Linked DNA regions of Mus musculus: regions 1 and 3 are each linked to region 2. The links are chromatin loops, found by intact Hi-C in ENCODE. Cell type or tissue: left cerebral cortex. All regions are shown on one strand.

Evidence for each region. Peaks named below come from ENCODE experiments on the same cell type or tissue, not always from the same donor. Only the 100,000 strongest peaks of a DNase experiment are listed, where the experiment ranks them.
Region 1: it touches region 2 in a loop (4-fold over the local background); 2 of 42 quality-filtered maps call a loop at or near these places.
Region 3: it touches region 2 in a loop (5-fold over the local background); 2 of 42 quality-filtered maps call a loop at or near these places.

Annotation. Positions count from the first base shown.
Region 1 is chr14:86,677,086-86,679,585 of GRCm38, forward strand. The region is part of intron 27 of Diaph3 (diaphanous related formin 3); the gene reads right to left. Among named protein-coding and RNA genes, the nearest start is that of Gm33025, 120 kb to the right of the region's middle. In left cerebral cortex, CTCF peaks have their summits at 108 and 1,524 (motif pointing right); DNase peaks (open chromatin) are centred at 132 and 1,418.
Region 2 is chr14:86,747,908-86,750,407 of GRCm38, forward strand. The region is part of intron 27 of Diaph3 (diaphanous related formin 3); the gene reads right to left. Among named protein-coding and RNA genes, the nearest start is that of Gm33025, 45 kb to the right of the region's middle. In left cerebral cortex, a CTCF peak has its summit at 1,046; DNase peaks (open chromatin) are centred at 1,158, 1,821 and 2,294; H3K4me3 peaks cover 715 bases; H3K27ac peaks cover 1,851 bases.
Region 3 is chr14:86,658,757-86,661,256 of GRCm38, forward strand. All of the region lies in intron 27 of Diaph3 (diaphanous related formin 3), which reads right to left. Among named protein-coding and RNA genes, the nearest start is that of Gm32969, 130 kb to the left of the region's middle. In left cerebral cortex, no CTCF peak of the experiment used is centred here; DNase peaks (open chromatin) are centred at 1,453 and 1,971.

The sequences.
Region 1 (2,500 bases), 71 kb before region 2:
TTGGCTGAGTCCATGCTTTCTAAGACTCCATGGACACACAGACAGATCGGACCACACAATTCCCTCCTTCCGTTTACTGCTATAGATTCCTGCCTCGGGCTTTTCTTGCCAGCAGGGACTGTTAACTCAAAGACTTGCTTCCACTCTCTTCCTGGGGCTTTGGAATACCTCCTGTCTCTATGGTAACACAAAACACAAAGCACTAGAAATGTACCATACAGTGGGCAGGAAAAAAAAAAAACACGCCTCAGAGTACAGTACTTTTGGTAAAGCTGAAGAAGGTGCTGACGGCAGGCAAACAGACGAGGAAGGATAAGCAATTAATTGTTCCTTCTTCCATTTGTCATACAGTCTTTAAGAGCTACACGTGTCATCACAGAAGAGACCTTGGAGTCTGTCTATGGAGCTGTATAATCCACATGGTATTTGAGATTAAGAAACATGTACTGGGGAGCCACGATAGCCATATATGTCTAGGAATTCACAGTTCATTTAATCATTGAGAGAAATAAGTTCTCTATCAAATAAGCCCCCACATTTATATGTTATGAAAGACATTCTAGATACTTTCAAGTATCCTGCAGCCGGCAGCAAGGGTCACTGATCTATATACAACAGTTCTAGAAATGACCACAATTTACCCTCAGTTATGTTCTCACTTGATCTTTTAGATGACTTAAAGCTGTTGAACATTTTTCTGGATTTAATGATTGTATTTTCTACTATATTTCCTCTTTTTATACCTGTTAATGTTTTTGCTTAAGATATCATGCAAGGTTTTGTTCAAGGGTCAGGACAATTATATCAAGAACACTGCACAGAAAACTCTAGTGTGATGTACTGTAAAGATAAGGCAAAAAAAAGAGATGAACCTCACATGGTAAAATCATCTCTTAGTTGCCACAGTATAACATCTCTCCCAGTTTTCTGGAGCAGGGCACCATAATAAATGCACATTTATTATTGTGTCATTCCTGAATAATTAGAACACTCAGATCCCTAAGTTATTGGACAGTTCCAATCGTTTCTGGTCACAGACAGCATTTCTAAAGTTTTTCTCTGAAACATGACAATATATATGAGGAGCCTTAATGAAACCAACATAAGAATATTCAAGAAGCCCCACATTTACACATAAGAAAGACATCCACACTGGCATCTAACAAAACATCCCATGTAACACTGCTGCACGTGCATTGCTGCTGGAAGCTGGCTGGGAGGAGGTCTCCTGAAGATGCGTGCAGACTGCTGCTAACGGCAGCTGGGTGCTCCATTTCCAGGAGCTGCCCTCACAGTGAACAGGAGTCCATCCTCTACACACTGCCCTCTAACATAGACTAATGGAACGTCGGGGGAGATAATCTCATTAGTAGTACTCCTACTTTAGAAACTCAAATTTCCTTCCCCATTTCTCTCTCTTTTTAAAGACACCCCTGTACTCAGGGAGGCAGGCAGAGCCTTGGTACAGAAGCCAACTTCCTAAAAGCCCCCAGTAAACTAAGATGTAGCTACAGTTATAGCCACTAGAGGTCAGCCAGTTACACCTGTCACTAATAGATTTAGTGAACAATATTGTACCCTGAATAACTTTTAGTGATTTTGAAAACATGGAATGAACATTCCTTTGCAACCATTACATATAGCAGCATACTTGAGAACTATCTGGTTTTTAAAACCTTTTGTGAATGGTCCTTCTTTCCTATACTGGCTCACATTTTCTTTGGAAGAGGAAAGAATGCAATGTGATGAGTATGTCTCTCTCTTTTTTTTTTTTTCTTAGAGACAGGGTTTCTCTGTAGTCCTGGCTGTCTTGGAATTCACTCTGTAGACCAGGCTGGGCTCAAACACAGAAATCCGCCTGCCTCTGCCTCTGCCTCTGCCTCTGCCTCTGCCTCTGCCTCCCAAGTGCTGGGGTTAAAGGCATGCACAATTAATAGGCTCTTGCGATGTAAGAAGGCTGCAAGAATTGAACTGCAGGAAAGCGGAAGTCTGTAGTTTCACCAAGTTCATTTTGGTGACAGAACTTTAGTGAACCTCCACACTCAGTCTACTTTACTCTTTGAATGCTCTGTGCATTTTCTTCTTGTACATACTAATCTTATGCATGCACAGACCTAAGTATTAGAGGTCAGATTAATTAAATGAATGAAGTCATTGTCAAGTCAGGTTTGCTACATGATATACTAGATATGTGCTAATGACATAATTATGAACTGTAACAACCCACAGAGCGCTTAGATTTCATACATTACACCTCTGACACAATTATATCCACATTCTCAGTGTCTTGTCAACAAAGCATCTACAAGCACTTCCCTCCATTTTTGGCTGCCAAAAAAAAAAAAAAAAAAAAAAGGGCTGCAATCAAATTCTACATTCAGTGTCAGGTGGGTAGACACAAGCTTGTTGTCTTATTTGCATTCCTACACGGTTGAATAAAGTCTGAGGAAGGAGGTTTTGATGTGTAGAAACCTTCTGGGGCTTGGGGAAGACTAAGTAC
Region 2 (2,500 bases):
ATATTTTACAAAGAAGTAGTATTATTTTAAAATATTCTTGTCTCACTTAAACTCTAGAAGTGGAGAATACACAAGTCTTAGAAGTTGCAGCAAGTCTGTTTCAAACATTAGGCTTTCCTCCCTGCGCTCTATCTTATCTTTAGCTATTATTGGGTAATCGGCATACCAATTTTGCCCGAAACTAAACAAACATTAAGCTGATAGTAGGAATCGGCTTGATGTAACAGTTCCACAATATTAGTTCTATTCAATTTTAATAGGATGTACCACCAGGCTGTTCAATTAGAAAGTAGATAGGCTACATTTTGCCTCAAAAACTACCTCAAAATTTATTACTGTGTTTATATAGTTCTGGTGGAGTAAAATTTAAAAATCCCACGAACTAACCATTTTATGGGTCAATACAACTTTAAAGGGAAGATATAATAGCATAATCATAACTCACATTTTTTCCTTAAAATTATGATGATTATTCTTCCTCAAGTGCCTGTAGCAATTAGGTTTCATGAGGAATTACTACTTGCCAGGTTTAAGCACATTTTCTCAAATTGAGCTAGCTTGAAAGACCAAGCAATTGGTAGACATCACTATATCTTTTATTTTCCAAAAGGAGTGAGCTCACATTTCTGCTGATTTTCAGTTTCAGCTCATTTCTGGCAGTTAAATAATAAGTCTCTAAAAATAAGGGCTTATGAAGAGAGGGGGAGTTACCAACACAGGCCGAATCCAATACCTAAGTGAATGGCAATTGGTTGGTTGTGACAAAATGAATATTTTTACCCTAGGACACAGTAATACAGTTTCAGATGGAAATAAGCATAACCATCGATCTATCTCCTATAGCCTCCGGGCATTCTGATATTGAATGGAGGCCTGGATGAACAGGTGTTATGATTTGCCCAGCACCTACCTCTGAGGGGCTGGTGTCAAATTAATCTTCATGTCATCAGTGCCTTCGCAACAGGTCTTAAGCAGTCTTCTCTCCCTCTAAGTCCCAGCTCAACAGTTGTCAGGGTCTGAGTCAAGCTGTGCTTCTGCCCACACAGTGGCACTCTCAGCACTGTAGGCTGCTCGCATGATTTTTTAAGCAGAGCAGCCGGTTGCCTTCAGCAGCAATGCTTTTGGGGGCACTCCGTGCTGTTCACCCAGTGTCTCTGGCTGCTCTACAACTGTGCTAGTTAAGGGATCGACAGAAGGAACAACAAATGGCTACAATTAGCATTCGCCCTGCTCCCGCAAAAGAATTTCATTGCTATGGCAACAGGAGTTACCCAGACAACACAGGGCTTTGGCTTAGAACAGTGTAGTGCATTGTACCATGTACAGAACAAAATAGCCATAGATCAGGCGCTTTCTTCATGGCACAGAGATCTCTGCCATCATATTTAAGTATAATTTACAATAACTGACTTCTGAGTTTGCAGAGCTCATCAAGGTACTGGCAGTTACGAAATGTCATTGATTTATCGTTTTGAAATTTCAAAAACAATTAAAGAATGATTGTTAGATCTTGTTCATATTGTCTTCAATTTTAAACAGCACCCAAGGCAACCAAGTCTGTGTTTGCTGTCTCACTGCTGCTTACAAATGCCCTTTTCCTTCTGCCAGCTCGATGATATAAATGTATGTAACCTATGACTAATTAATACGCATTTCCCCACATCTGGATATTCAGCCAGGTTCCAAAAGCCTGTAGTTGCAGTAGGAAGGAACAGTGTATCCAAGCAACCTATGGTGAGAGCTGCAAGGCTGGGGGTCTTCGAAATCACTTAACATCAAACAGGAGAATAGCTATCACACTCTTTTTGAAGGAGACTTTCAAAGCAACAAAGTGAGAAGTCCTTGAAACCCGTCTAGTGCTAATAGTGTAAGTAAGATGGAAAAAGTCATGTAGATGGCTTAAGAATGACTTACCCTGGCCATTGTTCCACGCCTCCGCAGCCCAGCTATCTAGCTGTATGGGCCTGTGCTTCTCACAGGTATCAGAAGCATTCTTAAGGAAGTAAAGGCGAGGATGTGTCTCATAAGAAAAGCACAACAAGGCTACTTGGCATAGTTTTAGCACATGCCAGTTATCTTTCTGAAATCTGTAAAACTCAGGTATTTCCAGAAGACCGTCTTTTTCTCAGTGTCCCTGTCAGCAGGAGAATCAATAGTATCATTAGGAAGAGCTCACATAGACTGAGTGCAAGTGCGTCAGTGTGGCGTGGTGTAGTTCTCACAAGTCCTATAAAAAGCAGGTAGAACTGATGCCCACTGATGGTTGCTTTCATCTGCGGAAACTGACGTGCAGACAGAGTCAGGATCTGTGATTACCAAACAGCAAAGCTGTGATTCAAAGGCAAGTCAGCTCTGTAAGGTTCGGCTTCTTTGAACACACATTAAGTCATGTTGTAATTTTAACGCTTCAATCTCTTTTTCACAACTTCAGTACAAACTTTATAATGGGAAAAAAATCTAAGTGGGAAAAAGCAAGGTATCCGAGAAGCATACTGATGCT
Region 3 (2,500 bases), 89 kb before region 2:
ACTAATTAAGAAAATGCCCTATATATAGCAGGATCTTATGGATGTATATTCTCATTCGTGGCTCCCTCCTTTCAGTCATCTCTAATTTATGTGTCAAGTTGACATGACTAACAAGTAAAGCAAAAAGAATTTTGGTCATGTGCTTACATTAGTTACTGAGCAAGTTAGTGGCAGAAGCCAGGTGCGCTCTCAGGAGATACTGGGACTGTTTTAGACAAAGCTGAAAACATTTGCCAAAGACAAGTGTGAAGTAATTCAAAGCTGAGTTTCGTAACAATGATATCCTGAATCCTTACAACTTTGTAGAGCAGAAAGACAGAACCAGCTCAGCACAGTTATGGTCAAGGTCACATCAGCCCTTTCTGTTCTGGTCTCAATTACGTTGATGACTGAATTCTAAGCTTGACCTCAAGTCATTGCAATATCCTACCCCATTCATCCTTCCATTTTCCTAGACAGGCATATCCTACTCTTTCTTCTCTTTTCAAACCTCCAGCATATAAACCCAGCCATTTGGCCCATTCATACATCTCCCCTTAGCATCTAGCATCTGTCAATACCTTCCTTCCTATTAGGATGGGTCAACATCCTGCTATCCCCAGAACAAGCTCTAGGGTCTCACTCCTGCTGTGCTAATGCCTTCCCTTTGTCAGCACTCCCCCTTTGGAACTATCAAGGTGTAGCCCTCCCTGTTGTCATCCCTGTCCTGGCTAATTTTATGTCAACTTGACACAAGCATGAGCCATTTGCAAGGAGGAAATCTCAATTGAGAAAATGCCTCCATAAGAGACTGCTATAGGACATTTTCTTAATTTGTGATGGATGTGGAAGGGCCGAGCCCATTGTGGGTAGTGCCATCCTTGGGCTGGTGCTCCTGGGTTCTATAAGAAATCAGGCTGAGAGAGCCATGAGAAGCAAGCCAGAAGCAAGCAAGCAGCGTCCCTCTAAGGCCTCTGCATCAGCTCCTGCCTCTAGGTTCCTGTCCTGTCATCCTTCAATGATGGACTACATCCGTGGAAGTGTAGGTCAATGAAACCCTTTCCTCCCCAGCTTGTTTTATGGTCATGGATTTCATTACAGCAATAGAAACCCTGACTGAGACAAGTCTCAGCATACACATTTGTTGTGATAACTTCAAACTCAAGAGAGAAGGGCATTTTTATTTGTTTTCACTTCTGCCTCTGCTATGCCCTCCATGCTAGGCTCCTTTAAAGAACCCCTTTGAAGAAGCCAGACTCTTGCCTCTGGTCTTCCCATTTATGCTCCTCTTGAACCCACACTCATCCAATTTTGATATTTTACTCTTCTCAAACAATTCTTGTGAATGTCACCAGTGGACCAACTGTTGAAACAAAGGACAGCAGCTACTTAGACATCTTTGCCCATGAGATGGCAGTTGAAGTGTCCGGCACAGCCTGGCATGCTTCTTTTAGCACTTTGGTGTTTGAACTTCTCTGAAGGCTTCAGCCAATAACCAGTGGGCCAATGCAGGGAAAAACATTTAGATCCTTTTTGAGAAACTCAAAATAGTCATGGGTTTGCCATTTGGGATAAGATGCTAAAGGAATGGCATGGTATTTGAGTCCTCTGCAGTTTCAGAAGGAAACACTTTCATGGAAGCAACTGATAAGATGTGAAAAACGAAGATAGATGCTACTCCACAGAACCCCTGGAAAAATAGCCAAGTGTACAAGGCACATTAAATGGGAGAGCTTGTGGCCCCATCAGCACTTGCCCAATAACTATTCTCTTCCAGAAGCAACACTCCCCTCTCTGCACAGCAACAAATCCACCAGGCCCCTAGTTGCTATTTGGATTAAATTTTTCCATAGCTGTCTTTCAAACAACGTAGGACTAGCAATTCTGTAAATTAGAATTCATGGATTTGCAGAAGTAAATTATAATTTGATGTGGGTGGCTTCATCCTTCACATCTCAAGTTAGAAATACAATATGGCACACTTGGACATATGGACTCGGTGAAAGGTAAGGCTGGTGCTGCAATAAAAAGAGAAGCGTTTCTATTTATCCTCCACAGAAATCTTTGCCAACACACATTTTAAAAATGGAAACTGAAGATACTAAGGCAAAATAGGATGACTGCTTGAGTTTTCTAAAGGGAGTACTTTTGTACAATTTTATGAATCAAATCCTGGGCTTTCCTTTTTTTTTTTTCTTTTCTCTTTAAGATATTACCATTGATGTCTGTGTGTAATATATCCAGGACCCCTGCCAATACTCAGGGCCACTGGTAATGGCAGCACCGCTAGGCGATGAGACAGCTTCTATTCTTAGTACCAAACACATAAGGAAATCCAATACACATATCCTGTATGTTTATCTGTGGAACTATTCAGGATAAAATACATAGTATTTTTTCTATAAAGTAGGAAGACTACCGAATTTCAGTTTAACTCTCCATATGATTCTTCCTATAAGAATCAAATCAAAGAGCCCACCATAGCTTTCCATCCCTCTGTGAATTGAAAGTTGGACTGTTG